Linked DNA regions of Mus musculus: region 1 is linked to region 2. A link is a loop called in an ENCODE intact Hi-C map of the cell type or tissue named here. Cell type or tissue: heart. All regions are shown on one strand. Links, peaks and the distances in the headings refer to the core of each region. The heading gives the core; the rest is flanking DNA.

Evidence for each region. A loop is a pair of places that touch in the nucleus more often than their neighbours do. Peaks named below come from ENCODE experiments on the same cell type or tissue, not always from the same donor. Only the 100,000 strongest peaks of a DNase experiment are listed, where the experiment ranks them.
Region 1: it touches region 2 in a loop (3-fold over the local background); 6 of 42 quality-filtered maps call a loop at or near these places.

The regions. Positions count from the first base shown.
Region 1 is chr16:13,183,229-13,199,988 of GRCm38, forward strand. No RefSeq gene overlaps it. Among named protein-coding and RNA genes, the nearest start is that of Gm32596, 32 kb to the left of the region's middle. In heart, for the core only: no CTCF peak of the experiment used is centred there; DNase peaks (open chromatin) are centred at 6,733 and 10,533; H3K4me3 peaks cover 342 bases; H3K27ac peaks cover 4,406 bases.
Region 2 is chr16:13,246,387-13,263,146 of GRCm38, forward strand. It overlaps Mrtfb (myocardin related transcription factor B), which reads left to right and starts at 10,095. Exons shown (of 17, transcript NM_001122667.2): 1 at 10,095-10,168. In heart, for the core only: a CTCF peak has its summit at 9,962; a DNase peak (open chromatin) is centred at 9,945; H3K4me3 peaks cover 2,159 bases; H3K27ac peaks cover 1,765 bases.

The DNA.
Region 1 (16,760 bases), core at 2,957-10,956, 65 kb before region 2:
GAACTGGTTTGTTTCACTTTGTTTTGTGGCACTGGGATTGAACCCAGGACCATGTGTATGCTAGCAAGCCAGGTACCACTGGGCTACAGCCCCTGGCCAGCCTGCTGGTTTCAACTGTACCTATGTAGTATTGCATGGATATCTGCAGCTATGTGTGTCTCTGGCTTTCCACTCATCCTTTTGTTCCTGTGTGCATGTGCTGTGCTTTGAGCCCACAGGAAACCCAGATGAGCCCAAGAATTGCAAAGTCCACTGCAACTCGCAAAAAGAGTCTTTTATTGTTTCAAGTTCAAACTCTGTTCGCCCACCTAACACTCACTGTGTGAATGCTGGCAAACGATCCTGAGTCCAGAAAACATTGGGTTTATATACAGTATGGTTAGGAATAGTGTGAATATTCACAGAAAGGGGAGTAGAGGGTGGAATAGCACTGAAGTGGGAGATGGGGGAGTGGGTGTCTGGTCAAGGACTAATTTTATGGTTGTCGTAACTGTCTGTGACCTGACCTCTGTTTACCTTCTACTTTTTCCATGGTCTCCCTTGAGCTTGTTATTTCTCTAAGGTCTCAAGAACAGGCACCTGGAGAGTTATGAGGAGGAGTGTTGGGTGTTGGTTTTTGGAGACACAGAGGTGGGGAGAATGTCTCAAGATAGGGGAGAGAGAGGGAGCCCCAGGCTGCTGCAGGAGGAAGCAGCCCAGAAACCAGCTGTGTGCATACCGTGCTTGCCATGGGGGAGAGGGGGTGGCAGAGGGAGGATGGGAGCCTCTGGTGGGGAACACAGAGGCAAACTGTCTGTACAACACTGAAGTTTCTCTAGTATCAGTAATTCGGGGATTAAAACACATGCGTTTAATGACCATTCTTGCTTCTGGTCTCCATTCTGTTGCAATGATATAGCCTGGCAAAAACAAACTAGGTGGGAAAGAGTTTACTTTGAGTGGTAGCTCTCGAATTCTCTCACGGCAAGGCAGCGCATGGTGGAACCCGAAGCAGATGCTCAGCGAATCCTCAGTGAGGGGCAGGAGAAACAATGCCCGTGTGTTCACTCGCTTGCACCCAGCTACATGTCTTCCCTTTTTAAAAATTCTGTTTTAAAGTTTATTTTATGTGTATTTTGTCTGCATGTACATCTATGTACCACTTGCATGCCTGGTGTCCAGAGAGGCCAAAAGATGGAGTCAGGTCCCCTGGAACTGGAGTTAACGATAGTGGTTAGCTGCCATATGGATGCTGAGAACTGAACCTGGGTCCTCTACAAGAGCAGTCAGTGCCTTTAACCACTGAGCCAGTTCTCCGTCCCCAATTTCTCTACTCTTACATAGTTCAGGACTCACCAAGGCAATGGTGCCACCTGCTGCCGGCTTCCTACACAGGCCAACCCAATGTAGACAATCCCTCACTAAGACTGTCTTCCCATATGATTCTAGCATGTGCCAAGTTGACAAAGCTAACCATCAAAAGACTGCAATGAATGTAAATCACTGGCTGAATGGGTGGCTCTCTGTTACAATAGCTGGAAAGTTTTATTAGTTAACTAGACATCCTCAAGCATTTATTCTTTGGGATGCTGAATGTGTAACATTATTTTTTTTCTGTTTATTTATTATCATTTGTTTTTTTAGAGAGGATCTCACTATGTATCCCTGGTTAGCCTGAAACTCACCATGTAGACCAGGCTGGCCTTGTGAGACCCTGACTTAGAGTTTCTCCCTGAAGGGAAAAGCCCCTAAAACATTCCCCCAAGCTTGTTTCCCCTGATCTCTAAAAATACAGTCAGAAAGAAGCTCTTTGTTCTCTATAGCCAGCAAAAAGCCTTTTTGTTTCTATACCTCACAACCAGAGATGCGATAATTGTAAAAAGACTTAGCCAGGCGCTTGCCTAGCTCCCTGTGTCAAGGACATGGAGATAAAATTTCACAAAGAAGAGCTATAACTCACTCCTCACTCCTCATGCCTTGGTAATTTTACCAAGGACACCCGGCAGAGAAGAGCTGTAGCCCAACTCCTCCCAATTCATCAACTAGCTGTTAAAAGTCCCCTACTGTTACCACTCGTGGTTGAACTCCCCTGCCCTGCACAGCAAAAGGAGTTCGTCCTCAGCTAGCTGACAATAAAGCCTCTTGCAGTTTGCATCAGGTGTGGTTTTCTCTTGAGTCATTGAGGTGCCGGCCAGCTCATCCCGGGACTTGAGCTGAGGTCTCCCCAATTTCTGGGGTCTTACAGTCCCAGTCTCACAGAGATCTATCTGTCTCTGCCTCCTGAATGTATTGTTGTTTTTTCCTTTGTTATTGCTATTGTTTGAGACAGAGTCTCATTTTTAACCCAGGATGCCCTAGAATTCATTGTGTAGCCCAGTCCAGCCTCAAACTCACAGCAATTCTTCTGCCTCAGCTCCTTGAATGCTAGGATAAATATCCAAATAAAATGTAATTTAAAAGATTGTACCAGGCTTTCATGTCTGTCCTGCTCATCATTCCCAGAGTGACAAGCTCACCCAGGAACTAGAAAACTCCTTGCATGTCTCCCTGCAGTTTTTGTCCTGGCACCCATTAGGGCCCCACTATACCAGCTGAGTTGTTCTGTGTGTGCACTCAAAGGCCAGAGGTCCATTTCCAGTGTCTTACTCTTTGTCTCCACGTTATTTTTAAAGCAAGGTTTCTCATTGGGCCTGAAGCTCAAGTAAGCTGGATAGCCAGCATGCTCCAGGCATCTATCCTCCTGCCTCTGCTTCCCATCGCTGGGATTACAGACTTGTACATCTTTACCTGGCTTTTTACATGGAGTTGAAGACCCTAATGGGTGCCTCAAGCCTGCCTAGCAAGCACCTGACCGACAGAGCCATGCCCAGCCCCGTGTTCGCTCTCTCTTAGTGAAACGAGATCTTCTCTAACTCTGCCTCATCGGATCTTTCCTGTGTGGGTTTAACTGGCTTATTTTAGTCAGTGTTCCAGCAACATAAATTTAAAGAGGTATGCTCTCTACATTGATCTCCTTCATCTGCTTGGAAGCCCTTTTGAATTCTAGCATGATGGATTCCTCCGTTGCTCTTTCCTGTGTGACAGAGCACCCATGCCAGACCAAAGTAATGAGTCTATCAAAATCCAGCTTGGCAAAGCCGTGCGTTTATTGGGGTTGCTTACTAGAGTTTGGTGAGGAGCCCAGATAACTCAAAGGCAGCTGTGTCACCTGAGAGGCTGCGCCAACTGGGGACGACAAAGCTACGGCTGCACTGTGAGGCTACCCTCCGTCTTTCTTATTCACATGGATGCTGATGACCCACACGCAAGGTTCTCCGGCCTCGTGAGAACGCTTCGAGCACTAGGCCATCCCTAGCATTCTCAGTTCCACTTTTAATTAACCACTGCAAAACAGTCCTTAGTGTCACGCAGTCCAAAACTGAGTAGTACTAGCACAGCATCTACGGAAGTTTTGCTACGAGCCAGTGTGTTTGTATTCTCTTTCAATGGCATCATTGGAGTAGAATTCACAGATAGCATAGCATTGACCACTACAAGTATCATTTGGAAAACAGAGGCTGGTGGATTTCTGTGATTTCGAGACCAGACTGGACTCTGTAGAGAGACCCTGCCTCAAAAAATTTTTAAAAAGTTGGGCAGTGGTGGTGCATGCCTTTAATCCCAGCACTTGGGAGGCAGAGGCAGGCAGATTTCGGAGTTTGAGGCCAGCCTGGTCTACAGAATGAGTTCCAGGACAACCAGGGGAACACAGAGAAAACCTGCCTCGAAACAAACAAACAAAAAACCAAACAAAAACAAAATAAATAAAAAAGTATCTGATTCAAAGATTTTCAAAAGAAATGATAGAGTTTTGCAGGCATTTTCATGGTCAATCTTATACTAGGCTCTGCCTCCCCAGGCACCCTTATACCTGCTGTCAGCCCCATACCCACTGTCACCTCCAGGCAACCATTGGTCTGCCTTCTCTCTTTACATATTTGTCATTATGGGATATTTCATAGAGATTTAATTATGCAATATTTTGTGTCTATGTGGGTTCGTTCACTTGGTAGAGTGTTTTTGAGGCTCATTCATAGAGTAGAATGTATCAGTATTTTAATTCTTTTTATTGTTGAGTAATATTCCATTGTATAGATGTACCACATTTTGTGTAACCATTCACAAATTGATAGACATTTGGGTCACTATGTAGTTGCTGGGAATTGAACTCAGGACCTCTGCTCAGGTCCCACTTGCTCCGGCCCAAAGATTTATTTATTATTATATGTAAGTACACTGTAGCTGTCTTCAAACACACCAGAAGAGGGCGTCAGATCTCATTACGGATGGTTGTGAGTCACCATGTGGTTGCTGGGATTTGAACTCAGGATCTTAGGTAGAGCAGGCAGTGCTCTTAACCGCTGAGCCATCTCACCAGTATATATATCCTGTTTAAGGACTAGGGGTCTGTAAGACCAGAAGGATTTGAGTGACAAGACGATTTCCCAAGTACTGGCTGTGAAAACCAACACCCTTATCTCATGTCTTAGTTACTTTTCTATTGGTGTGATAGACTATCCCAACAAAAGCAACTTAAGGAAGACAATTTTACTTAACAGTTCAAGGATGCAGTCCGTCACGGTGGGGAGGCAGACCAGCAGGAACTGGAAGCAGCTGCTCTCATTACATCCACAGTTGGGGTGCAAAGGGGAAAAGTCAAGCTGCCACTCAGATCCCTGTTTGTATTTATAGAGTCCAAGGTTACAACCCAGGGAATGGTGCTGCCCACAGTGGGCAACTCTTCCCATTACAGCAGGCATTCCCAAAGGAATTGTCAAACTGACAATTACCTTACCTTCACAGCTGGAAAGCCCTTTGCAACTTTTATGGCTTTAAATCTCCATGTCTCTAATTTCCTGATAGAGACAATGCTCCTGTTTACTTAGTGAAGTTTTTAAGGAGATGGCATCATACCACTGATGAACATAAAGCAGGCCCGTGGACCCAGCAAAGCCTCAGATACATGCTGACAATAGTCACCCAGCTCTTCTGTCCCCAAAGGAGGATGTAGCACTGTAAATGCAGTGCTGGGAGGGAGGGAGGCTGGCTGAGCCCTCTGGACAGGCAGGGAAGTATTGTTTGTTGGGCTTTGCCATCTTTCATGACAAGTAGGGGATATTCTACTGTGAGTTAGTGAAGCTGCCACCTTGAGCTGCCCTAAACAGTAAAGGAAAACCAACCCTCCCCTTCCCGCCACCAGTGTGGCACCAAAGCAGAGCAGCCTGCAGCCTGTGAGGCCTTGAGAGGCTCCCCAGCTTGGCATTCTCAGCCAGGCAGGCTCTACCTGGGGCAGCAGGGTAAATGAGACACTTCCTTCCAGTTCAGACTGAGAGGGATGCTCGGAGTGTCTTCACTCTAGTCCTTTCAGATAACATGGCCTTGTGTTGTCCATGTCTATCCTCCAAGTCAAACTGTTACCAGTTTTGCCAGTTAAACTCAGCCCTCTAGCAAAAGATCTTCACATTTGGGCTTGTTGAGTGTTGGTGGTCTCTGTGAAGGAAGGGCAAGGAGGGTCACAGGACCACCACTCTTTCAGCCACTTCTCCCAGCCAATTGTATACAATTCTGCCCTAATTTCAGGATACCTCATGGAGGAGGTGCTTGAGAATGTAGACTGAGGACTGGGAAGGGCCTGCATCTGTGTGGCTACTAGAGAGTCATAATGCCTGCTGTGTGCAGACCCTCCAGTGTGGCTGCTCTAAGCACTGCCACACTCCTGCCCATAATCTCTTCCCTGTTACTCTGTAAGGAAGTGAACTTTTGTGGAATTGTGCCTCAGCTTGTCATTGCAACCTTTGTAGGAGGAGTAGATGTTGTTTATATCTTCCCTGGCTGTGTTACCCTGTGCAAAGTATGTTACTTCTTCATGCCTTCATTTCCTCTAGGGGTAGCAATAGGCCCTAGCCCATGGGGGTTAGGGGAAAAATCAAAATTGATTTTTACACAGCTCTTAGTAATATATGAAAGTCCTTGTCTGTAGGCTATATCAAGGACAGCTCTTGTTATTTAAGCATTGGGTATTGTTACCCTATGGCCTGATGACTGTCCAGTTAGAACAAGTTGCTCCTACTTAGGTTGTCTCTCAATCAGGCAGGCCTCAGGGTGGCTAGATCCAAAGCCACAAGAGGACTAGAAGATGAGCCCCATATTATTTCTTTTCATAAATACCAGGCTTACGCTGGTCTTTTCACTTCCTAGCCCAGAGTCTGCCACGGGCATCCATGTCTTCCTGAGCTCGGTAACAGGAAGGGAGCCAGGAGGAAATGCTCCCTTTCAGACTCAGCAATCTCATCATCTAAAAGGCCAGAACACTGTCAAACAGCCTGAACCATGATCCACTCCCAGAGGGAATTGCCGAAGCTGCCCTGCTGGAGTGTTGATGGAGGAGTGGCATCTCCCTTCTCTGCTGAGCTTCTCGCTGTCTTATGACTGCCAGTGTGTGCACGGGGGAGGAGGGAATCGTGGGCAAAGGAACCAGGTTAAACCCCAGGGTCTAGCTCACCTCTGGATCACACTTGAAAAGAAAAAATGCAACCCTTCCCCACTTAGTATCACTCAGGTAGCCTAAGAAAGGACTCACGTCCTTTTAGTGAGTCTGTCCCACGGAGAGGACCTTTTGGTGACACCAAGCGGATCCCCACTCTATTTATAGTTGCTGTTTGTTTAATGAGAGTTCGGTCTCTAAGAATAAGCAATGAGCTCATTCTGGGAACCGGCCAGAGCCTAGGACTCGGGAAACCCCTCCCCCTTTACTCTGGTTTGGGGAGGAATTCTGTAGGTCAGAGGTCAGCCCCTTCTGTTAGCTGGGGAGGCTTGAGACCCAAACACATTTGCACACCCAGATTTCTGATTAGTGCTCAGTGTGTTTCAGGAGGGCTGGGGTTATTTAGTTTCCAAGTGGTGCTTAAAGATTGGCTGTGATCTCCTTGTCACCCACAGGGATTGACAAAACAAAACAAACAAAACAAATAACAACAACAACAAAAACCAAGTGTCTTGGTGAAATGTAAGGTGCAGAGAAACCCCGCCAGGACACCTAGGAAGGAGGATATGGTGACGAGGAAGAAACATCCGAATCTTCTTAGCATCCTCCCAAACTGGCAGCAAAGACCCAGTTATCTTGCAGACACAACCACAACCCTGGATGGTTTTGTTTTGTTTTTTTGTTTTGGCGTATTGATAAAGCCATGACCCACTTAAACTTGAAGTATCTGACCCAGAACTTTCTGCACCAAAGTCCAAAGAAGCATTGTCCCCTGCAAACTAGTTCAGTTTGTGCTAGAAGCTGCCTCTGTTTGCTGGCATGTGGCTCAGTGGCCCTAGAACCAGACCTGCTTGGTCTGAATGGAACCTTTGGACTTGACTGGGTTCACTGACACGTCGGATCTTCCCGTCATTCTCCCTCTCTGTGAACTTAACCGCCTTCTCTCTGGGAAGGAACAGTGTTACTTCATTTGTTTATTCTCCTTATCTGCTGACCCTCTCCTCTGTGCCAGAGCTGATGATGTGACACAAGCTGGTTTTTAAGTGAAAAATGTAAATGTCCTTCGTCTCTTGCAGATGAGTTAGGATGGGTGCCTCTGGGCTCCAGTCACATCCAGTCTTTCATTCAAAAAATGCTCACAACGGTGGTCGGAGCAATGGCTGACTGTAAAGAGCTTGCCACAAAAACATGAGGACATGAATTCAGGTTCACGGTACCCATGTTTACCATGATGGGGTTGGTGACATGTGTGACACCATGCTCCTCTCTATGGTAATGGAGGACTAAACCTCTGAAACTGTAAACAAGGCCAGCTAAGTGCTTTCTTCTATAAGAGCTGCCATCCATGGCCATGGTTTCTCTTCACAGCAGTAGAACATTGACCCGGGTAATTCAGTGTAGCAGAATCAGTCCTTGCTCTTGAAAAGTCTGGAGTCCAGTGAGGAAGGTGGATGTTATAACCCAATAATCACATAAAAATAAAGATATTACAAATGATGGGGAATTTATATGGGAGAGCCTGACTGAGAGATGGGGCATGGTTGACTGACCAAAGAATGAACAACAGCTATGTCCCCTGGAGTAGCCCAGGTGCTGACTCATTTACTGGGGACAGAGAGTGGTAGCTGTGACAGCTGGTGTGTTACCCAGTCGCCCTGAGGACAGCCACAGACTAGTACGTCTCTGGCTGAGTTTGTAGCCATAGAGACAACAGGGCCTCCACCTGGGTGTTTTTCACATTGAGACTTTGACCTTCACTTATGGATCTGCAATGTGCAGAGTGAACCATTCTTTCTGTTGACTTTCTGGACGTTTTCTTATTCTGATTCAGCGTGACTGCCACTTTCAGACTTTAAAAAAGTCTGAAAAACTTAACTTTAAAGCTTTAAGTGTATATGTGTGCATGAGCATGACTGTGTCGGTGTCCTTGGAGGCTGCTGAAACTGGAGCTGCAGAGGATAAGTAGTCATAAGTACTAGGACTGAACTCTAGTCCTCGGGGAAAGCAAGCAGCAAGCGCTCAGCCGCTGTGCCCATCATTTTAGCATGCAGCAATTTAAAACTATGAGAAACAGAGAAATTGTCCTATGCCGAACACTTTTAGAAGGCAATTCAGGTATGACTATTCATTCATTAGTCAACAAATAGACATTAAATACTTAAAATGTGCCAGTCCTAGAGTCAGAGTTCAGAAACGATGTGTTGCCTACGTTGAGTTTAATCTTGCTTCCTAAAGCTGATGAATTAAAAAAGATGTTCAACCTATCATAGAACATGATACTGCCATACATGCTAGTCTTACCCAAGACTTAGGGGTCGTTGCTTTTGTCAGTTTTCACCCTGAAGTGGTGAACATGAACGGATGTGAGAAGAGAACCTTCTGAATGGGAGTAGCAAGTGGGATGATCTGAGGCACAAAGGGCAGGGGGTGATTGCCTTGTTTGAAGAAGCCCTGTGACTTGCATGGAGAAGCTCTGAGACTAAACCTATGTGAGGGACTAAGTGCCTGACAGGCTAGGGATGGAGCTTGATTTCCAAGAATGGAGTATGAATGTGAAATTCTAACCTGTCTTTTCAGGAGAGATTTTATAGACTGGATGAAACTTTTAGAACACAGATTTGAGGATCTCATTTTTTGTGTATGTGGTATCTCTGTGTGTGTGTGTGCGTGTGTGTGTGTGTGTGTGTATGCAGCACATGTGTATGTATGTGCAGCACATGTGTATGTTCATATGTATATGCAGCATATGTGTATATTTCTATGTGTGTGCAGCACATGTATATTTGTGTGCAGCACCTGTGTATGTGCATGTGGGTATGTGCAGCACATTTGTATGTGATGTGTGTGAAGCACATGTATATATTTCTAAGTGTATGCAGCACATGTGTATTTGTGTGCAGCACATGTGTATGTTCATATGTGGATGCAGCACATGTGTATGTGTGTTCAGCACATGTGTATGTTTATATGCATGTATATGTGCATCACATGCATATGTGCATGTGTGTGTTTGTAGCACATGTGTGAAGCATATATGTATGTGCACATGTATGTGTGTTCAGAAGGCAGAGGTCAACATTGGGTTTCTTTCTTATCTCTTCTGTTTTGATTCACAGTTTCTCACTAAACACATTGTTCACTGACTGGCTGGTCTACGAGCCCCAGGATCCTCCACTGTCTGCCCCTTCATACCCCCTCAGCTCTAGGATTGCACATGTGCAGTGACATGACTGACTTTTTAAAGATGACTGTAAGGATCCAGACTCAGGTGCCCGTGCTTGCATGGCAGGCCCTTCCTTACTAACGCTGCCACCTCTCTAGCCACAGACATGGGACACTTAGAACAGAGATTCCCAGATGAACTTAAGATAAAAAATTAACACTGGTACATTTTGACTAAGAATAATCATTTGAAACCTCAGAGGCTTCCTGGGGAGGAATGAATGAAACTAAAACACGAACCAACCACAAGACAGGCTTGTGTCTGCAGCCTGGCATCCATCCCTAACCTTCAAGACTGGGCTAAGATGATTCAGACGTATCTCCCACTTGCTGCCTTCACATCAGAGTGATTGACTTGAGAGATGGGCATGGAACCCACTCAGAGGCCAAAACAACCCAAGAGACCCTGCTTCCTCTCTTATTCCTGGGAACAAAGTTGTGACACTTAGAACCATTGCAGCTATTTGTGACCACAGAGGAAAAAGGCTCTAGAACTGTAGGCCATAGAGGAGCAGAGTGGCTTCCAAGCATATGCCAATGGCACAGAAGGCAAAGCTAAGTGGTAGAGGACACCAAGTCCTGCAACAGCATTGAGTACCAGGATGCAGCCTCGCCTGAAGCCCAGCCTACTGCAGGGTATTTTAATGGCCTCAGCCACATAAACGTTCTTTATTATATAAGCTGGTTTTGGTTGGGCTTGTGTGCTCTGTAACACAGAGCTCACATGGACCAAACCTTGCAGTAGGTACTGCCTGTCACTGCCAAGGCCCTCCATTCTGCACGCCCTGTTCCCATGAGAAAGTGAGCCTGTATGAAATCCAAATAAAAGCTCCTGCCTCCCCCTTCTCTCTTCCAGTGTTTCCATGCCTCCTATCACCATAGCACTGAGACTCTCACAGAAAGGCAGGGGAAGCAGAGGAGGAGAGGAGGCCCATCTCCAGGCTGGGTTGCCACACTGCGGGGAGCATGAGGCAGCTCCAAGCCTGACATTTCAGGATCCAGATAACAGGGTAAAAATAAACTCTCAAGCGCCCGTGGTGGTGCTTGATTCTCTGCTTCACAATTCTTATCTCTCTCTCTTTGGGGACAGAAAGGTTCCTTTCAGGTCACCATTCAGTCTGCTTCTTCCCAGTCCTAAGTGGAGAGGAAGAGGTGGGGTTGGTTCACACATGGCCTGTTCACTATGGGAGTCAAGCAATTCCAGTATCTTCCCATAGTCCCTTCCTTTGACTTGGCAAATCCTTTCTCTTTTGATGTTGCCATAGCCTGGGAGTTGAAGGAAGCTGTGGCTGCTAGTATCTACTTTCCTGGAGGGCAGACAAGAGATATACCTAATATCACACTGCTAATGAACAGGGTGCCCTGATCTCACCCTGGGGTCCTACATTTGAAATGTGTCAGAAAGAGCTTGACTCTTTTAGGGATGTTGACAGTCATATAGCTGAATACTGTACAGTTCCTGGGGGTGACAATCCTGGCACACAGTATATGAGTGTCGCTATGTGACACCTTACAGCCACACTTTCCCATCATACCTTGTCAGAGTTTTGCTTTCACCACAAAAGGTTGCCTAGATTATGATGCACACCTCTATGATCCCACCATTGAGGAAGCTGAGGTGTATAGACCATGAGTTCGAGGCCAGCCTGGACTACATTGTAAGTCCTGTCTCAAAAAGAAAGAAGAGGGAGGAAGGGGAGGGAAGGGGAGGGGAGAGGAGGGGAGGGGAGGGGAGGGGAGGGGAGGGGAGGGGAGGAGAGGAGAGGAGAGGAGAGGAGAGGAGAGGAGAGGAGAGGAGAGGAGAGGAGAGGAGAGGAGAGGAAGGAAGGAAGGAAGGAGACAGGTAGGGGAAGAAGAGGGGAGGTGGGAGGAAGAAGGAAGCAATGGCTGATGGTTGGGGCTAGTATTAGTAGCCAGAAGTGTCTTGGGGCCACTAGGCTTCACAGAGGGTCCCTGGGCCTCAGTTTCCCCACGTATAAAATGCTGATGAGGTTTGAGCCTCTGTGACAAAATTGTTGCAAATTAAATTAAATGCAGCCTGCGCTGTGTGGATGTGAAGCATTTGGAGCTTCTGAGACAGCGGTAACTGTTCATGTGCCAATGTGTAGGCACTGCCACTTTCCTACTTCAGTAGGCCACGCCCCAGAGCTATTTCTGTATTCTGTTCTGTTTTGGCTTTTTTAAGACGAAGTCTCTTTATCCCAAGCTAGACCTCAACTAGATACACAGCTAAAGGTGCTCTTGAACTCCTTGGTCCCCTTCCTCTGCTTCCAGAGAACACACTATGCCTAGGGTTCTTTCTGTCACCATTGCCAAGGATTTTTACTGAGCCATTTCATCAGTTAAGACTCTTGTGGTTGCAAGTGACTGGAATAGCAAATCTAACAGGATTACATGAAAGGAGAATTCACTGGCTTCGCAGTAGCCTCTGAAAACCATGCGTATAGAGTTTAGCTTCAGGCAGAGCTGGGTCCAGGGATGGAAATGATACCATCAGGATTGGGTTTCTCTCCCCACCCCCATTATCCTTTTCTACTGCCTCACTGTTGACTCCCCCGTATGTTAAAAGAAATGGCCATGGGAAACTAACGTCTCAGTCTCCGAGGTTCAGAGCCAGTGGAGAAGTCTCAACCCCAGCACCACCAACAGAAGGCCTTGTGCTTCTCTCATTGCCTAGACCTGGATATCACTGTGGATGGACCAGAGTGTCAGGTGACAGGCCCCACAGCCAGGGATGGTTCCTTCCACTAGATTCCCAGATTTGAGTAGTCATTGTCTACTCTAGGAAGTCAGTTATGGCTACTACTAAGGTGGGTTTGCAGCTACTGGCCTCTCTAAATTGTGCCCCAAAGTATATACACTGATGATCAACTTTTGAGATTACAAACACCTTCACCCAAGGCTCGGGTGTTCAGAGACAGAGCTGTCGAATATTCTGGAAGCCCTGGGTTCAGTTCCCAGCCCTGAAACAACAACATCATCATCAACAACAATAACAACAACACCTGTCATCTAAGGACCACGCTCCACCCCACACCCATCTCACCTAATGCCCACCCGTGTTAACAGCTGGCCAGTTAGATCAACAGGAACCTTTCTTGGGCATGCTAACTGAAAAGCCAGTTCCTTGACTGGGGATTAAGAATCTGGCTGGCTTCTCCAAGTTTCCCTGTTCATTGTTTATCATTTGTCTTCTTAATAGAAGCAGGAACAAGCCTCTTTCATAGATTGCAAAATATACATACAGCAGGGCTGGGGAAAGGGCTCGGTAGATAATGTGCTTGTTCCACAAGCATGAAAACCTGAGTTCTATCCCAAGAATACATATAAAAGAGTCCATTGGGGTTGTGAAGGCTTGAGGATTTAGTGCTGAGGGCAACACATGAGTATGTGCACATTCACATACACATACACATGAACACACGTGCACACACACCACACACAGGCGCACTAACACACACACTCACAGCACTCACACACTCACATGCACACACATACACACACACACACAGGAGGAAGCATCAATTTCTATTAAAGTGTATCTATTTTTTTGTGTGTGTGTGTTTTGTTTTTTGCTTATTCTGTCTAAGTCTGGGGAATATTGCTGGTGTCATTAAAAATAAAGTTAGCCATTTAGGAGAAGGTGTCCAGGCTGAATCTAGCACCAACTTGAGACATTCTGAAATGAAAGCGCTCAGAAACAGATTATAAAGGGAGCAACTTTCCCTTTAGATGGCTGTTAGATTGCATGCTGGTAGATAGTGCTGTCCTTGCCACCCACAGCCACCCACGGCTCTCTGATGGACCTTGAGGGAGCACACATTTCTCCCACTTTGGTTATGAGAACATGATGTATGCTGGTCCAGCTGCAGCTTCGTCTCTGTCCTCCTTTTCCTCAAGCCTGTAGGAGAAATGGAAAAGAGGGCGAGTGAGCCAGAAGATGTCTTTTAAAATAATTATGGTAATTATGTATGCCTCTCAAGAGTGAGCCTCTGGGAATCACTCCTTAAAGACTGTAAAGAATTTCCTCTTTTGATCTTGATTCTGAGCCAGAGAAAATCGAATTAAGAAAGAAAAGCAAGAGACAGACAGATCTCGCTGAGGAGGACAGCACAAAGCTGGGGCCTTGAGGGGGGGTCTGCAGAAAAGATGACTAAAGGGACCATCCCCAGGAACCTCCCAGCCTTCCAAAGTGTTGGTTCCCCTGGGGAGCTGCTTTTGACATCATGGAGAAAAATGGCTCCCACCAAGTGCTATCTTTACATCTAGCCTTCAAGGCTTTAGTCCCCTTGTGGGTGGGGTCTGGAAAATGTCCCCTTTCAAGCTGTTGAGGACACAGTTCCTGTGCCTGAAGAATGGCTGTCCAGGCCCCTCCACATGACTAGAACAGCCCCAAGGACTTTCATGGAGCCCCCACCAATCAGTGCAGTGGGACCAGCCACCGTAGGTGTGTGAGAAGGTTGCATTTCTCTCCTATTGAGGTACCAGGCAAAACGGCCTGTCACTTCTCTAAATTTTCTTCTGTGGTTGCTAAGCAGCACGCCTCTGCTGCATTTCCACTTCCCTCTGCTCCTGCTGTCTTTGTGTCTCTCCACCCTCCACCCACACACAGGCACAATGCTCTTTCCTGCCTAAGTGCGGGAGAGCAGGGAGCTTCCTGCTCCAAGGATGGTAGCTGCTGCCATGGAGGGCACTTTCATGAAAGTGCTCTCACTGAGTGCGTGTCCTGGTGCCAGCCTGCTAAGAACGTGTGCAGAAGCAGTGCTAGAGTCCTTTGGAATCTCCCAGCAGACCTGAGCTCTGAGGCTGACCCCAGTCACTCTCCTATCCATACTCAGCCATCCATCCTCCTGTCCATCTATCCATCCACCATCCACGAACCTGTTCATGCCTCTATTCATACATCCCACCCATCCACCATTTATCTCTGTCTTCTTTCCTCTCTCCCTGAAAGCTAGAGGGGGAAGCTCAAATGCATGCTGGCTCCCGGCAGATATTGTAATGAGGGAAGGAGGCCAGGGTTAAGATAGACTAGCTTGTGCCAGTTGTTGTTATAAAGATACAGTTCAAAACTCAATGCATGGGGGCTGGAATGATAGGTCAGCCTGTGAAGTGTTTGCAGAAAACATGAAGACCTAAGTTTGGGTTTCCAATATACACGTAAAAAGCCAGATGTGATGGGACACAGCTGTAACCCTAGTGTAGGAATATGGGGAGCAGGGGGAAGGTGGGTGGATACCTGGGACTTGCTGGCCAGCCAGGAGAGCAGAGTCATTGAGCTCCAGGTTCAATGAAAAAGAGTCTCTGCCTTTAAATAAAGAAATAAGATGGAGAAAAGATTAAGGAAGGCTCCCAGTGTTGCCCTTTGGCCGCCACATGCATGCACACACATGTGCACACAGAAAAACAAACAAAACGGGCCAAGCAGAAACCTATCTGTAGCTATCAAGATCAAGAAGGCTATGGAAGGCCAGCTTACAATGGGCCCATCTGAAGGTTAGGCTTTGGCCACAGAGTCAAGCATGGGTGGGAGGAAGACCTGCTCTGAGCTACAAGCTGTTACTCCTAAAGCTTCCTTAAAGAAGGAGGAAGGCTTTAGGCATCCCCGGACTCTGATTTCTACAGGACCCTCATTTGGTCAAGTAAGAAGGATGCAAGACAAATAGGATATTTCTCAAAGCCACCTGAAGCCATCACTTAGCCCAGCCTGAGGCCAGAAAGGCCACATGCTAATGAGGGTCAGTACTGGACAGATGTGGCCACAAGAGATCTCCAAGGACCAGGAGGGTAGCTAAAATGACACATCCCAGTGGGATGACTCCAGAGCAAAAAGAAATGTAATAACAAGAGGAGCTCTGACCAAGATCAGAGCCTTTGGGGGCTTTATTGCCTGAGCTCTCCCTACAGTCTGGGCAGAGCCCAGTGCTGCCCTAGGACCTTCCTACTCTCTTTCCCCATAAGCCACAAAGATGATCAGAGACCTCAGCCCTTGGAGTGTGCCACCCAAGTCCCGGGGCAAGCAAAGGGATGGCCCAGAGTGCTCAGAGTTCTGTTCAGGTACTGGCTTGTGGACAAGGAAGCCTCAGAGGCCAGAGCTCAGAGTGCACATTTCTGGCTCGCTCTTCTATGCAGAGGGAATAACCTCCAGGGTGCCCACCTCTACCCCCCCACTCCTACCCTAGAGCATCCCCCTACTGTGCTTGGTGACAGGATGAACCTTAATCCCTCTGCTCCCTGGCTCTCAAGCCTGATTCTCCCTGAGGTACAGGGATGCCTCTGGCTGGAATTACAGATGTTTATCTGATCTTATCACCAAAGGCCTGGGATGCCCAGTGCCCATCCTTTAGTCTCTCCAAGGACCAAAGAGCATGTGCCTGAATGACGGAAGGAACCTTACAGGCACAGCCCCATCCTCCTCACATCCCCAGATGTCTGGGCCTAAACCTGCCCCCAGGAGCCTCCAGCAGCTGATGAGGCACAGCTGGCAATACACAAGCACGAGGGCTGGTGCTGCTGCTTATTTCTCTGTTGTGTTTTAAGAGCAGTGGGGTCAGGGGTGCTCTCTGGAAGCCTTTTTTCCCTCTGTTTTCAAAGACAAGTTAAGGGAGCAAAGGAAGGGAGCAGGAAATAAGAGGGAAACTGAACTATAAACGTCAGTTTTAGGGCTAGCAAGATGGCAAGGCTGGCAAATATGCTTGCATAGCAGAGCCAGGATCTTCCAGCAAGCATCGACAGGGAAGCAGGGGTAGCAGTAAGAGCCAGGGGCAGTGGGGGTGGGGGTGGGGAACAGCAGGCACCTTATAAGGGTTTGGTATCTGGTTATTTCCAGGCTCAGGGTCAGTGATCTCATCCCCATTTAATAGACAGGAAAATAAAGACCAGAGAGCTCAAACGGTTTCCAAGAGACTGGTGTAGAGTGAGGACCCCACACTGCTCCTAGCTCAAGCTCCTTTTGCAGGGAAAGGAATACCCCAGAGACAGGGTCAGATGTCACCGGAGTCTTTTAAGCATCGCATTTCATGTCTTTAACTTTGTG
Region 2 (16,760 bases), core at 5,092-13,091:
TGCTTTCTCTGATGGCCTACAGAAATGGCTCTCAACCTTCCTAACACTGCAGCCCTTTAATATAGTTCCTCAAGTTGAGGTAACCCCAATCATAAAATTGTTTCATCATTGCTTCATAACTGTAATTTGCTACTGTTATGAATCCCAATGTAATCTGTGTTTCCCAAAGGGGTTGAGATCTACAGGTTGAGAACTGCTGGTCTACAGGTTTTAGGATTGCAGATCAGGAGGCCCACTTTTTTAAGGCTTTACTAGGAAAAAAAAAAGACATGTACTGCTCGTTCTCATGATATCAGTGATGCCTGGACCCTGCCCCTTCCCTGGCAGCAGGTGGCCACTACTTCTACCAGGAATAGACTACAAACCCCTGCCATGCCACAGCCAGATGTCAAGGCCACCAAAGAGAGAGACTGGGGTGAGTCCATATTTTCTTAGCTGTCTCTAGGAAGTCTGAAGAAAATGTCACCAGGCATAAACTTCCCAAGGACCCTCTGGGATTTCCTGTTGGGGACTGGGTGTCTGAATCATTGCCTGCACCCTGAACCTTCCTGAGACAATGTAGAACGTATTTGGAGAGTTCCAAGAACACTCTCCATCTTCGAAAGGAATGTTTAGCAAAGCTACTTTGAGATGGCAGGAAGGGTCAGAGGATGTGGTGAGTCACACCCAGGGTGATGTCGTCAGGGGCATGTGAGCAGTGGTTATAGCTTTGACTAGGAAGCAGCCAGGATGGATGTGAAGGTGGCTGGGATCTCACCACCTTCTTCATAGTTTGACAATGCTCTTGAGTTGGTGTCTTTCTGGATTCACACTGTATGAGGTAAGTGCTGTCTTCAATCCCATCTTATATCTGAGGAACTGAGGTTCAGAGAACTGAAGTACTGTTCAGTAGCCACAAAGCTACAAGTGGGAAGCATTGGAAGAAAACCCTGAATAGCCTTTGGTCAATATTCACTGTGTGACTGATCCTATTAGGATTGTCTGTCATGTGGGTAGTCAGGCTTTGAAAGTGTGTTAGTGCCCCACATATATACTAATGTGTATGTACAAGTATGAGGGGCCAGATGTGGCAAGCATTGTGTCTTCCTCAATTGCTCTCCACCTTATTTTCTGAGACAGGCTCTGACATGAAACTGGAGCTCAGTGGTCAATAAGCAGGTACTGGAGCTGCCCCCACCTGCTGCTTCAGTGCTGGGATTACAGACAAGTGCCTCGATGCCCATCTTTTCACATGGGCAATGGGGATTTGAACTCAGGTCCTCATGCTTGCACAACAACCATTTCACTAAGACCCAAGGCTTTGGTTTTACTGAACCAATTACTAAGGTAGCCAAGGCTGATGTTTCTGATATCAGTGATGCCTGGACCCTGCCCCTTCCCTGGCAGCAGGTGGCCACTACTTCTACCAGGAATAGACTACAAACCCCTGCCATGCCACAGCCAGATGTCAAGGCCACCAAAGAGAGAGTCTGGGGTGAGCCCATATTTTCTTAGCTGTCTCTAGGAAGTCTGAAGAAAATGTCACCAGGCATAAACTTCCCAAGGACCCTCTGGGATTTCCTGTTGGGGAAAACACTAGCACAAGTGTTTAATGTTTGTCACATGACTGAAAGAAAGTCAGCCAGGGCTCTGCCACCCCCCTACATTTGCAATCTGATGACTGAAGCACCAACATGGCAGGGTCAGGGCCACTCAGTGGGTCGTGGTCACAGTACCACCCAGCCTTCAAATATCTGGCTGGGGGTTCTGCAGACAAGGTAGTGAGACTGGAGGGAAGATACATGCCAGATAGATCCCGGAGTGGGAGCCTAAGTGTGGATGGTGTTCAGTGTAAGGTATGGCTCAAGGTGAAGGCATTAAGTAACAAAAGCTAAAGAGATGAGGGCCTAGTGCAAAGTAGCTATGCATCTGGAAAGCAGACACAAGTAATACTCTATGCTAGGTTGGTAAGCTGTATACCTTGTCATCCCTTTGGGCACCGACTTTGCCAGTGATTTTGTACTACCTGCAAGGCATTGTTACTTATAAAGTGCCTGCATGTTCCCACTTCATGCTGTGTCTTTCAGATGCTTGCCCTGTTCCTATGGTAACTTCTTTTAACTCTATATCTTTGTTTACTCAGTCTATGTGGCCCTCAAAAGTGGAGTCTGAGTTCTAGACCTGCAGGGACAGATCACAGGTGTGTAGAAATATCAGCTTGGCAGTGGTAGGAGGCTGGCCCCAGATGTTTATAACTGGAATCTTCAGGGCTTCAGCCTAAGCTCTCCTATAGTCTAGCTAAGCAGAACACTTTGAATCAATGAGTGAAGAATCACGTTGCATGTATAGTCATTCTTAAGTATCCAGGGCCCCCAGGGATTTCCAAATCATGGATGCTCCAATTGTTTATATAGAAGGCATAATAGAGCAGGGGAAATTGCTAAGTGGTTAGTGTATGAGCCAGTAGTAAGTACCAGGATTGGATCCCCAGAACCTACATAAAAGTGAACACAGGGGCTTCCTAGAGCATGCTGGCCAGCAAGACTACATATCAGCCAGCTCTGGGTCTGATTGAGACATTACATCAGGCCTCCACATGCAAATGTCCACACATGTACCCACACACATGCACACACATTCACACACACACACACACACACACACACACACACACACAGAGCGCACACACACAGCACACAGCACACACTATAGAATATTTAAAGCAAGATGGCATAATATTTAAGCATAGTATTTGTAACCTTCTGTAGACTAACCATCTTCGGGTTGCTTTAATACACTACAGACTAAATGTGATATAACGAGTTGCCATACTGCTTATTTAGGTTATCCCCTCAGTACAGATGCCATTTAAAACAGTGTTTCCTCAGTTGAATTCACAAATAAAAGACTAATAGCTATGGAAGAAAAAACAGTCAGTCAAGACAGACCAATGCACACTGGGACAGCCATCAAGGCTGAGTTCTAGATGGCTTAGAACCAGAGAGCTCATGCTTAGCCCAAATTGTGTGGGCTGGGGACTCTGCTTGGCAGAGCCACTACTCTCCAAAGCACTGCCCTGCTCTACAGATAGAACCCTGCCTTTTAATATTATTATTATTAATTATTATTAGTATTTAATATTAATAAACCTCTAGCTCTTAATATGTTGTCCCAGAAACTGCCACATTCTCTCTCTATTCACAGTCTTTGACCAGACTGTGACCTGATGGAGGGAACCAGGAAGTACCACCATGCATGCATAGACAGTGGGGAGCCAGATACCTTTGTTGAGCAGCACCAATGGTAATCAACCTCCAAGAAGGTGGTCCTGTCAACGTCATTTCACAGTGGGCCTGAAGACATGTGTTCAAAGCTAGGCAGGACACTGGGCAGCTGTAATATACCTACAATTCCAGTAGGTATTCTACTTCTACTTGGGAGGTAGAGGCAAGAGGACCAGGAGCTCTCTGAGGTCATCCCTGGCTACATGAGACCCTGTTCCAAATAAACAAAACAAAACAGAAAGTGAGTTCATGAGCAGAGAGTAAGAGACAAAGCTGGATTTATCCTCTACAGCAGAGTGAGGGAGCTGGTTCAAAGCTACACTTTCTACTTTCTAATGTAACGAGGCTGGGTAGCACATGCCATTAGATGCAGTGGTTAAAAGCCTGCAATCTGGACATCCTTCAACTTTCCTCCTTACTTGTTTTGTGAATGGAGGGAATTCCCAGACCACTTTGCCCATCAAAGGGCCGGGAAGAGCAGGGAGAGGATATGTTTTCCAGAATGAAATGTTTATATCCCGACAGGGTTGAATTGGATAAGACTGATGGGGAGAAGGGTGCACACAGCCTGCACGGCAGTTGGAGCAGCCCGGGCACGGCTGGGTTTTGTGCATGCTTACTCATCAGAAACTGCTGCCTTCATCTTGTGCCAGTGTGGATGCTTGGGTCACTGTTAGTTCAGTGAAGGGACTGTCCAGGGCTCTGTGGGTCTGGAGGCCTCCCAGCAGCATGCTGATGTCACCAAGGAGCCAAGATATTTTGGCTTTTCTGTTCTCTGCCTTGATGCCTCCCATCCCATATAGGCAAAGCACTGTGACCAGAGTGTGCTGACTTCCAGAGATGCTCAGTTACAGCAGAGAAAGTTGCCTTTGCCCCTGTAGCCAACAAGCTTCTCCTCCAAGTCTCCCAGGCTCCAGCTTGCTTTGGCTTCTGTAATGTCAGAGTTCTTGAGTTCTTAAAGCACCTAGCTGCTTCAAGCAGAAAGGTGGAAGGGTAAAAGATGTTAGATGCCCACAGAGGCACTGTAAGAGAGGGAGAACTTCTCATTAAGCTTCTAATAGTGTCCCAGACCACATTGTAGGTCTGACCAGGTGAACTCACCACTGAAAGGTGGGCTAGCAGCCTTCTACCACCTCCAAGTGCTGGGTGTCAGGGGCCCACCCTGGTTTCTACCACTGCTGTCATCAGCATCCAATCTGGGCTGCTGCTCTTATTAACGTCAACAGATAGAGGCTCATATGGGGTATAGCCTCTGTGGGACTAGTAGCTGGCTGGAGACATCATGTCCTTTGTCATAGTAGGAAAAGAGGTGGACATTTTGCATCTCACGGTTGACTCTGGGATGCCAGAATTGGTCCTGGCACACAGATGCAATGGATGTCGATTATAGCTGATCTGTCTGCTGATTGCTTTTAACTGTCATCCTGGAATCACCTAAGAGAAGTCTTACTGAGGGATGGCCTGTGGGTGTGTCTGTGTGTTGGGGGTGCCTTGTCTGTAAATTGATGTGGGAAGACCCACTCTGAAAGACAGACCATGAGAGGTGGCGTGGAGAAATCTAGCTGACAGTGAGCAGGGAGGCAGCATGGATACACTCACTTCTGACTGGTATTGACTGTTGACATGATGCAACCAGATGCTTAGGTTCCTGCCCCTCACTTCTCCACAACAATGGACTCTAGCCTGGAACTCTAAACCAAATAAACATTCTTCCCTGTGATGCATTTTGTCAGGGTATTTTTATCATAGAAACAGAAGTAATACAACCCATCTTTGATTAAGCCCTTGGGTAGATATGGAGGGCTCCACAATGATGAGATTGGGCTGACCCAATCTCCATCTGGGCACTTTCCTGATTCAGTTCAGTCACCTCCTTTCCAGTGTCTCTACATGTTCATGGCATGTGCAGATCTTTTTGTGGTTGAAGTAGGGCCTGATCTGGCTTTGTAGCTCAGTACTAAAAAATCCTGTCTCATCCTACCAAGTGCTGGAATCAGGTGTCACCACATTTGGCTGCAAACATGGCTTCCAAAGGCCCCCAGGTACCATGTCTTCCCAGCAATCCACAGTATTTCTTGCTGATCCTTGTCCCTGTCTCTAGAATGTTATCACCTGTATACCTTGTCTACTATGGGAGTTTGAATGAGATTGGCTCTCACAGGCTAATATATTTGCAAGTTTAGTCCCTAGTTGACGAACTGTTTGGCACCTTAGGAGATATGTCCTTGTTGGAGGAGGTGTGTCATTGAGAATGGCTTTGAGGTTTCAGAAGCCTACGCCAGGCCAGTGTTGCTCTCTCTGTCTCCCACCTGCTATCAGGGTGTAAAGCTCTCAGCTCCTGCTCCAGCATACACTTACCTCCCTGCCGCCATACCCCCACCATGATGATCATGGACCAACCCTCTAAACTGTAAGCCATCCCCCAAGTAAATGCTTTATTTTTATGAGTTGCCTTAGTCATAGTGTCTCTTCCCAGCAAGAGAACGCTAAGACTCCTACTATCTCTGGTGTATACTTAAGAACTCATTTCAATCATGTTTTTCCCCTATCCTTCTAGCTATTAAAAAATGTTGTGTATGTATATTGTGTGTGTGTTTGTGTGTGTGTGTGTGTGTGTGAGAGAGAGAGAGAGAGAGAGAGAGAGAGAGAGAGAGAGAGAGAGAGAGAGAGATGCCATAACATGTGTATGGAGTTCAGAGGACAACCTGGGTGTTCATTTGAGACAGGGTCTCTATGTTGTGTGCCCAAGCATGACAAGGTCCTTAAGTTCCCAGCCATTCACTGGTCTCTTTCTCCCATCTGGCTGTAAGAACACTGGGATTACAAATGTGGGCTATCATGCCAGGCTTGATGTGGGTCCTGAGGATCTGAATGCTGGTCCTCACAGTGGCACATTAAGCCATCTATCCCTCCAACTCCCTCTTAGGGGGCTCATTTGCTCTTATTGACTCCTCCCTCCATCCCTCTAGAACATGAAATGATGGTCTTGCTCATAGCTAGTAATACAATACTTGTCAGTTAGTGCTTAAAGTATTTTTATTGGGACATTAACCAAACCCTATTACTGGCATTTATAAAGTCCCTCATGCATCAAAAGACATTTTGATACCTTACATCCTTAATGATACCACATACTATATTGAATACCTTGACCCTTTGAGAAGATACATGTGTAGTCATCACTTCCCATGTTAGTACTCAAACAATGACACCCTTGTGGATGTTGCTACTTCCTCTGAGGGTCAGCTCTGTAACAGGCTGATGGTGGAAACACGGGACATGGCTTGTGTCGGGTTAGAAACTTGAATTTGGGAATGACAAAGCCTAAGGTGATGGACAGTTCCTACAAACCTGTCACTCTGTTCACAATGTCACTGATGTTAACCCCAGTCCCACCACAATTTTGTTAACAAGTTTCTGATTTATTCATCTTTCCTGTGCCCTTGTTTGCTTGCTTGTATATGCGTCCATGGCTGCTTTCTCCCTAGTGACTTCCAGAGTAAGATATTTTACACTGTCGGGTAGCTTTTCCTGTATAAGTGGAGGAGAGCCTTAAAAAAACAAAAGACAAAACAAACAAACAAAACATATGGTTCCTCTTATAGGAAGCTGGGAAAGCTCCGGAGAGGGACAGTCTCTTCAATGACCAGGAGGAAATCCACTGTGCTGGGAGTGCTGCCCAATGGGCAGAGATCTTTCCTACTGTGTAGGAGGCTCTGGATTCAATCTCCAACACCCCACAAATCAAGTGTGGGCACTTACCCATAATCCCAGCACTCAGGAGGTAGAGGCAGAGGGTCTTCAAGTTCATCTTCTAACTCTGTAGTGTATTCAAGAATGGTCTGGGCTAGGTGAGACCAGTATAGTTTTGTGGTTTTCCCCATTGTGCTAGAAAGTACTGGTGGTTGAACATCCTCCAACCTGATTTGGAGTTTATATTGGAAAAAAAGGAATGAGACAGGCACGACAGAGTTCTTTCCCATGTAAGAGTGTCCCAGTCTGGCTAGTATACTTTTACAAATGCACCGTGTATGTTAGCTTAGTTCATCCTGCGAAGTCTATTTATGGCCTTATTTTCAATGAGACCACTGACAGTATGGTTCCAGAGAGAAACATGTAAAACTTTATGTTGAAATCTTGATCTCAGGAAATTTGTAGGATGGGAGGTCAGAGACAACTTGTATGGGTCAGTTTTCTCCTTCCATCATGTGGATCCCAGGGATAGACCTGGGTGCTAGTATTAGCAGTATATGCCTTTACATACACTAGGCATGTGCATGCCTTTACATATAATAGGAATGTACAGTAGAATAGGAAAGAATTTGTAGGTCACCAAAGCAGGGTTTGTAGGTTTGGAGTCAATGACCTAGAATGGGATTCTTAACTGCCGCTCACCAATTGCGTGTCCTTAGGCAAGTCCACTCATTGTCTAGACTCTTGTTGAATTTATCTGTGAAAAAGAAACAACACCTACTTCCACTGAGGTGTGTGACAATGTGAGGCAGGCCTGGAAAAGACTTGCCTCAGTGGGCCGAGTAAGCCTTAAGAGCTGAAGACAAACTGGTACAGTCTTGTAGAGCCAGGGACACCAGTCTTCTGTCCTTCACCAGGAGACATTCAAAGGCTCTGATTCTCAGACTCTGAGACGTGGCCAGTTCCCTCCCAACTCCTTCCTTTTTCTTGGGCCTTCAGCCTAAAACTGAGAGTTATATCGTCAGCAATTCTGGTTCTCAGGCCTTTGAACTTGAACTTGTCGCGTCTTCCATCATTGCTAGTCTTGCTGGCAGCATATTGTGGGTCTTAGCATCCATGGTAAGTCCTCTCATGCATCTATAGGGTATCTGTTGGTTCTTTCCCTGGAGAACCTGCCTATGGAGGTCTGGGATTTCCTTTCTTCATCCACACCCCATTTTATTGGGCTACATCATCACGTTCAACATCTATATGTTCGGTCTCTGTAAGAGGAGTGGTTTCCAGGCAGCACAGGTAAGGAAGGTCTGGACCCACATTTGTTGACACTATGAGATCATCAGGATGGGTTAGCTTAGCAGGCCTCAGTGCAGTTTTCAGGGATGAGATAGAACCTTCCAGGCTCTTGATTCTGCAGAAGCTGTCACAGAGGGGCCAGCTCACAGGAATATACAAAACAAGACTGAATAAAAATGGCCCCCATAGGCCCACAGGGTATGGCACTATTAGGAGCTGTGGCCTTGGAGGAAGTGTGTCACTGAGGTGGGCTATGAGTTTTGAAAAGCTCAAGCCACGCTCAGTGGCTCAATCTCTCTTCCTGCTGCCTGAAAATCCAGATGTAGAACTCTCAGCTGCCTCTCCAATACCATGTCTTCCCACACTTTGCCATGTTTCCCATCATGACTATACTATACTAAACCTCTGAACTGTAAGCCAGCTCCAATTAAATGTTTTCCTTTATAAGAGTTGTCATAATGTCTCTTCACAGCAATAGAAACTCAAACTAAGACAAAGACCTTGTCACAAGGCAGTGCCAGGCCCTAGAGTCATGCAAATTCAAATACTGTGTTACTAAGACCATATGGGTATTTTCTTTATTGCAGGCTTCGGAAGTGTGATGGTTCGTATATGCTCTGCCCAGGGAGTGGCACTATTAGAAGATGTGGCCTTGTTGGAGTAGGTGTGTCACTGTGGGCATGGGCTTTAAGGCTCTCACCCTAGCTGCCTGGAAGCCATTCTTCTCCTAGCAGCCTTCAGATGAAGCTGTAGAACTCTCAACTCTTTCTGTACCATATCTGCCTGGTTGCTGCCATGTTCCTGCCTTAATGATAACGGACTTAACCTCTGAACCCGTAAGCCAGCCCCAATTAAATGTCCTTATAAGAGTTGCCTTGGTCATGGCAATTTTCTGTTTACAGCAGTAAAACTCTAAGGCACGAGGTTATGGGTACCCACTTTAGTGCATCTCACTATGCCAGCCTCTCTTCCTTAGAAGCAATTACTCTTAAGTTTTCTTTTGGGAAGAAGTCACACCGTAATGCAGTGGTTCTCAGCCTTCCTAATGCTGGGACCCTTTAATACAGTTCCTCATGTTGTGGTGATCCCCCAACCATAAAGTTATTTTGCTGTTATGAATCAATGTAAATGATACACAGAATCTGATATGCGACCCCCTGTGGCCCCGAACAGCTGACCTAACTCCACGAATGCCCTGGCTCTATGTCCATGAACCATTCTATCCTGGGTTCTCCCACTGTTTTCGAACATATTTTGCTTTTAGGGCTCTACAGAGTTGGAGAAAGTGTGAAAAGCGTTCTCTTGTCTAGTTGCATTAAGATGGGTTGCAACAGACCCCCTATTGGGGTCACTTCTTCCACTCGGAAGAACTACAGAGGGGTGGAGAGTGAGGCAGGGCTCAAGAGGAGGGGTTCCTACAGGTGCGGGTGTGGCATCAGAAACGCACCGACTCCACAGGCCGGTCTGCTCGTCCGCTGCAACCTCCTTCTGGAATGGGGAGGCGGCAAGAATGCACTTAGTGAGGCAGCATGAGCTGTTTGCTTGCTAGGGTAGCCGGCACTGACTGACCATCTATCTGACTGGGAGCAGCCAGAGCTTAGGCAGCAACCAAAGAGCTCCCAGCTCCGCAGCCCAGCTGCGCATGCGCCCCGGGGCAGCCAGGTGAGAGCGCGGCGGGAGCGGGCGGCCTCGCACCTGGGTTTTAACTTTTCCGGGTCAGGGGCGAGGGCGGATGCCGGGTGGGAGAAGGGAAGCAGGGTGTAAACCTCCGGGAGTCGGCTCGGCGCTACCTGGAGCTTCCAGGACGGGCTCCGTGCCTTCAGACGGGAGGAGGGTAAGCACGGGGGCGGAGCGAAGTCTCGCGAGATCCGGTGGTAGCTGCGGCAGCGGTGGCGGCGGCGGCGGCAGCGGCCGGGGAGGTGAGCGGCGAGCGGGTGCGAGGCGGCCGTTGGGACTGAGGCAGGGGAGAGCTGCGGAGGGCGAGGCCGGGCCCCGGGAGAGGGACGGACGGAAGGCCCGCGTCCTCGGTGGCCCCTCGAGGTTGCTGCGGCGCCTCCGGGTGCGCGCTGTCCCGGGACTCGCGCGGGGCGGGGCGGGGCGGGGCGGCCGCGGTCTCGGGGCTACCGGGTCCGGGCTTCCCTCGTCGGGGGTCCCCTGTGTGCGGCCGCGGCCCGATCTTCCCGGGCAGCCTGGAGTTGGTACCAGGCGCTTCGCTTGCGCGCTCCCACGCTGGAACTGCAGTGAGGTGCAGCAGCGCCTTGGCCGGAGCCACTCGACGGGGACGTGGTGGGATGGGGACGGCCCACGCCCCGGACTCACCTTCCATCCTCCTCCCCAGCCCTGCTCGCGGCTCTTCCCCTGGGGTCCCCGCGGGGCTGCAGAGGGTGTGTCTGCAAGCCCTCCCGAAATTGCACGCACGCAGCGTTCCGGGTTTCCAGGGAGAAAGTTTTCCACCGCTTTTGTTCTGTCCCTGAAACTTTGCCTAGTTCTCAGTGTTCAGAAGCTACCCTTTGGCCCTGTGTATGAGCAGACGCGGTGTGACAGTGACGAGGGGTGCGGCGGGTGTAGGGTCTCAGGCCACGAGGATAGCTCAAGGTTTGCCTCAGGCAAAGAAACTTTGAAAAGTTTGATTCTTTTCTGAAGCTTGAGATCGCACTCTTAGGATGAGCGGTTGTGAAGTTCCTAACTTTTGGTTCTGTGGCAAATGTTTGCCACCCTGACACGAAGTTCATACTATATCTTCCTATACGTGATCCAAGGTCAGTAGAGTGCTCTCCTTTAGATGTGAAGAAGAAATACGTGCTATGGCGTTAGTGCAGCCCAGACACCCAGCTAGGTAGGACGTAATATCACGGACCCTGCGGCTAGTGAGTATGTTTGGAGACACACACTCACGTATGTACGCATGCACTTGTGGGACAGTGAGTCTCAAAGTCAGGAACAAAGATTGGGACCTGAGATAAAACCGTGTTACTTGGGGTAATTGATGCTAATGAGAAAAACAATGTAGGCTGACTGACAGCGTGCAAGATAAATCACAGCCTGTCTCTGGTTAGGCTCAGATAATACAGCCCTCCAGGGATGCTGTATTCCAGGCTACATTGTAACCAATACAAAGCCCGAGTTCTCTACATTTAATGGAGTACACAAAATCCCTCATGCTTATTGTTAGTAATAAGGAAATAGAAGATTGAAATTGTTGCACTTGGCAGTATGCTCCATGTGTGTCTAGTAGATGCAGGTGTAATGTGCTGTGGAAGTTCACACAGTTCCCTTTCCTTCACCTTGTTGGACTACATAATTGGGGCAGGGTGGTGGGTGTTTTCGAGAATGACTTGCCACATGGTTCAATATTGAATCCTAAAGTATGTTAATCTATAGTGGGCCAGGGTAGCCTTCATTATCACCTCCACCACTCATGTGTTAGATGGCTCTCGGTCCAGGGCTGGAAACACTGCAGATGCTTTCCGCTGCCGTCTAGGAGTCTCTTCAGTAACTAACAATGTGCTATGGGGACAGTTCTGCCCTCTTGAGAACCACTATATAAAGCACACGCTCCACTATCTAGCTAATTATAACAGCAGAATCTAATACACACTTTTCACTGGGAAGTAAAAATAAAATTCTCTCTGTGAGTCTGATACATAAAAAGACAGCCTCTGGCTAGGGACTCTTTCATGGATCATCATCTCTGGCTCTCAGGAGCCAGGTTAGTACCTGTTCATCTGCAGTTGTTTCTCTTTTGGGGGAATCCTTGTTGGAAATGTTGGTCACACTTGAACTGCTGACTGGCATGAGGTGAGAGTGGAGTTGGAAGCCAGGATGGTGATGGGCTGTTGGGAGTGTCCTTGAGTACCAGTGTAGCCCCGGAGCCTTTTCTACTTAGGGATAGTAGTGCATTTGGAGAATACAGATGTGCTCAAAAGTGAAAACTAAAATTACCTATCTAAGCAGTTCTAGGGGTTGGCTCACAAACAAGCTTGTCTTCATTGGAAACTTCTCCATGGAAGGGGAAAAAAAATCAAGAAAAGTTCAGCTCAGTCCATTTGTAGCTACAGCAGTAAATTCCAAATTGTTTAAATCTGAAAAAGTTTATTTTTGCCTTTTTTTCTTTAAATATAAGTTGCTTCTTGCTATAGAACATTTATTCTGTATTGCTTATTACTTTAGAAAGGCACTATGGAAATTAACATCTAAGTAAAGACTTATGAAAATAGGATGCCACATTTAAAGTTGTCTAGACATAGATACAATGAACCCTTGTAAAGTTGAACAATTCATCTAAGTGAAAGTAATTCATTTTTATTGCATTAGGCAAACACTATCCAGTTCCAGGGTAAAAAAAAGGCCAATTGTTTTGGTTGTTTTTATTAATCATTATTCTAGTTAGGATTTTCTGCCATGGTAAACACATGACCAAAAGAAACTTGGGAAGAAGAGGTCTGTTTTTGCTTACACTTCCCTATCAGTCCATCATTTTAGAAAGTCAGCGTAGGTACTCAGGGCAGGAACCTGGAAGAAGAGCTGGTGGAGAGGCCTTGAAGGAAGGAACACTACTAGCTTGTTCATCCTGCTTTCTTTCAGAGCCCAGGACCACCTGCCTAGGGGTGGCACCGCCTACAGTGGGCTGGGCCTCCCACAGCAGTCAGCAGTCAAGAAAATGCAGCCCAGGCTTGTTCACAAGCTAAACTCAGTTGAGGCTTTCTCTTCTCAGATTACTTTAGCTTGTGTCAAGTTGACATAGGACCAGCCAGCACAACCTACCTGTTCTTAAATGAATTAAGTATGAATTATGAATTAAGAGTGTGTCTTGACGATGCCATCTAAGGGAAATAGGACTATACAAACATTGGTTGATTTCTAACAATAAAAACTGAATCCAAAGAATGACTTGCAAAATGAAGCTACTCACCTTTCTAGATCCTTCCATCTTAACTTGATATTTTTATTCTGAAGATTTAAAAATCACAGTCACTCTCAGAGCCATGATTTTTTTTAATGTTGAGAGGAGAGCCTCACGTGCGGTAGTGGCCTGTGCACGAATTAGGTGAATGTGAGTTATTCTAATTGGCCGCTTTAGTTGCTTTTCCATTCTGCAAAGCTCATCCTTTTCTTTATAACTTTTTTGGAATGGGTCATCCTTAGGTTAATTTTAGTAATTATCAGTTACTACTGCTTAGTAAGAAATGTGCTTGAAAACACTGACTGTAGGAAGCAGGCAATGTATATGGAGAGCTGTCTCCTGGTGTCTGCGCTATCTGACAACAGCGTGGGCCCACAGGAAATCCAACTGCACAACAACTGCTTGAGTACTTTGTCCCCAGGTAGACTTGTTTTCTTTGCTGTTCATGTTTGGTGATTCCCCCAGCTAGCAGCTCTTCATAAGGCCCCGGGGCTTATTATTGCAGACAAGTGTGAGCTGAGCCTGGGAGAAGTGCCAGCTGAGGGGCTGTGGAGATGGCTCCACAGTTAAAGTGCTTATGCCACAAGCCTTAGCACTGGAGGGAGCCCAGGTAAATGCTGGGTGGGTGTGGTGGCCCACCTGTAATTTCAGCCTTGGAAGTCAGAGATGGCACATCCAGAGCAAGCTAGCTAGTGAGACCAACCATGTCAGTGAGCTCTGGGTTTGATCGAGATGACCTGCCTCGATGAATAAGGTGAAAGAACAATCCTGGCTGATTCCTGACATCTACCTGAGGCCTCCGTATGCATCTGCACAGACATACACAGAGACATGCATGCACACACGATGCACATCACGTACACATGAAAATGCAGAGACAGCAGCAGAGTAGAGCATGTGTCTCCAGGACTACTGGCCACCACTGGAGTCTGGGCAGGCAAGGGGATAATTTGCATGCTACCCAGTCATAGCTGTGGCTGCTGCTTCAGAGACTTTTAGCATCATCACATGCTTTGCTTGACTGAGGGGGAGATACTCTTTGTCATGGTCATACTAAAATTGCCATTCAGTATAGAATTTAAGGGAAATATTTCCTCTTAATCATTAAATTTGGACTCTGGCTTATAGGCAGACTCTTTGTGGGAGTACTGTTTCAACATTTAAGAATTCTGTTTATATGGACAAAGTGTTCACATGACTCAAACACTTAAATAATGTGGGCATGTTCAGAAAGCCAAGTTTCCAGTTCTCTTGGGTACTCCCCCCCATAGCCTTTATCTGTTTGCTATAAATATGTTCATCATTTCTCTTTGTAGATAGAAGCAAATGTCAGTAGCTTGTAATCTTTCTGTCTGTATAAAGCGCAGTATACTTCAGCCTACCTTCACTGACTTTCCATTAGTTACTCGATTTACATGCTCTTTTGCAGAAAAAAAAACACTTTTTAAAGATTGTATTCATTTCTATTTTATATGTATGAGTGTTTGGTTGCATGTAAGACTGTGTACCACATGTGTACAGTGACCTCAAAGGGCAGAAGAGGGTATTAGAGACTCTGAGACTGGAGTTACAGTTGGTTGTGTGCTACTATGTGAATATAGAGAATCAAAACTAGTCCTCTGCAGGAGCAGCCAGTGCTCTTAACCTCTGAGCCAATGGTGTCTCCAACCCCAGAAAACATTTTTAAACAGTTCTAGGCATCCTCTCTGTCCTGGGTTTGCTTAGCCAGCCCCATGAAAACTTGAATGTTTATGGTTTTTATATACAGACAAGCATGTTTCTGATGTACTCTCACAAGAGGGACTAACAGGTAAGAGAGTTTGGTGTTTTAATTGTCATAAATATTTTCTTCCTCCACAAGTTATACCACTTAGAACTTACAGGAGTATGGTTGTTCCCCAGTTTCAGTAGAGGATTCTGTGTAGATGATGAAATCTAGTTTTGCTTGAGTCTTATACAATGAGATAGTGTTTCCATGTAATCTAAAAACACACACCACAGACTGTGAAATCATCTGTAGATTACATGCTGTGCTGGGTAGTTTTTATGTCAAACAAGCTAAAGTCATCTAACTAGAGGGAACCTTAAATGAGAAAATGCCTCCAGGAGACCTGGTTGCAGGCAAGCCTGTAGGGCATTGTCTTAATTAGTGATTGATATGGGAGTGTGCAGACCCTGTGGGTGGTACCATCCCTGGGCTGGTGGTCCTGGTTACTATATTAAAGACAGAGCAAGCAGGTAGGCAGTATTCCTCCATGTTCCTGTCCTGTTTGAGTTCCTGTCCTGACTTCCTTCAGGGTTGAAGAGTAATGTGGAAGTGTAAACCAAATAAGTCCTATTCACTCCAACTTGCTTTCGATCATGGTGTTTCATTATAGTAATAGTAACTACCAAAGACATGTGCACAGCCCAAATTAATGTGTGTACTGGGTCACTCTTGTTTGGGAACTGTGCATGTAAAGGTCAAAGGACAACCTTGGGCATCAGTCTTCGCCTTCCACCTGAGACAATCTCTGTTTTGCTACTGTGTACACCAGGCTAGCTCCAGCAAACTTCCCAGGTGGCCTCCTGTCTCAGCCTCCTGTCTCACTGTAGAAACATGGGATTCCAGCTCTGCAGCACCACACTTTGTTGTATGTGGTGCTGAATCTGAACCTGGGTCCTCATGCTTACACAGCACGCACTTTACCCTCTGGTGCCATCTTGCCAGCTCTGCATTTTTCCTGTGGACCATGTGTCCATGCCCTTTGCATTTTTCTTCTTCCATTTTCTAGGACCTCATAGATTACCGAGGTTAGCTTTGTGTCCTTACAATGTCACTGGGTATTCATTCACCTTGGTACACTGTGGCAAATAGAAGGCTCACATTTTTTTTCTTTCCTTTTTTAAATTTTATTTTATATGTGTAAGTGTTTTTGTCTGTACATGTGTATGTGATCCATATGCATGCCTGTAGAGGTAAGAAGAGCAGACTGGATCCCTTGGAATTGGAGTATTAGATGGTCGTAAACCACCGTGTGCGTGTTGGGAACTGAGCCTGGGTCCTCTGCAAGAGCAACAGGTGCTCTTAACCACTGAACCAACTCTCCAGCCTCATTTTTAAAAAAGAAAGATATTCTTTAAAAGAACAATTTATGTCTATAGATATTCTGCCTAAATGTGTACCACAGCATACAGTATCTATAGAGGCAGAGGATGGTGTTGCATCCCCTAGGACTAGAGTTACAAAGAGTTGTGAGCTACCATGTGGGTCCTGGGACTTGAAGCCAGATCTTGGAAGAGCACCAGTGCTTTTTTTTTTTTTTTTAAATTTATTTATTATATGTGTGTACGCTGTAGCTATCTTCAGACACTCCAGAAGAGGGCATCAGATTTTTGTTACGGATGGTTGTGAGCCACCGTGTGGTTGCTGGGAATTGAACTCAGGACCTTTGGAAGAGCAGTCAGTGCTCTTAACCACTGAGCCATCTCACCAGCCCCGCATCAGTGCTCTTAAGCACTGAGCCATTGCTCTAGCTCCTCACTGTCCCCTAAGAGTTCCATGGTTTCTGTCAGCCTGTTATGGAGCCTAAATTTGTATGCACTTGTTGAAAGGCATTCTCATTCCT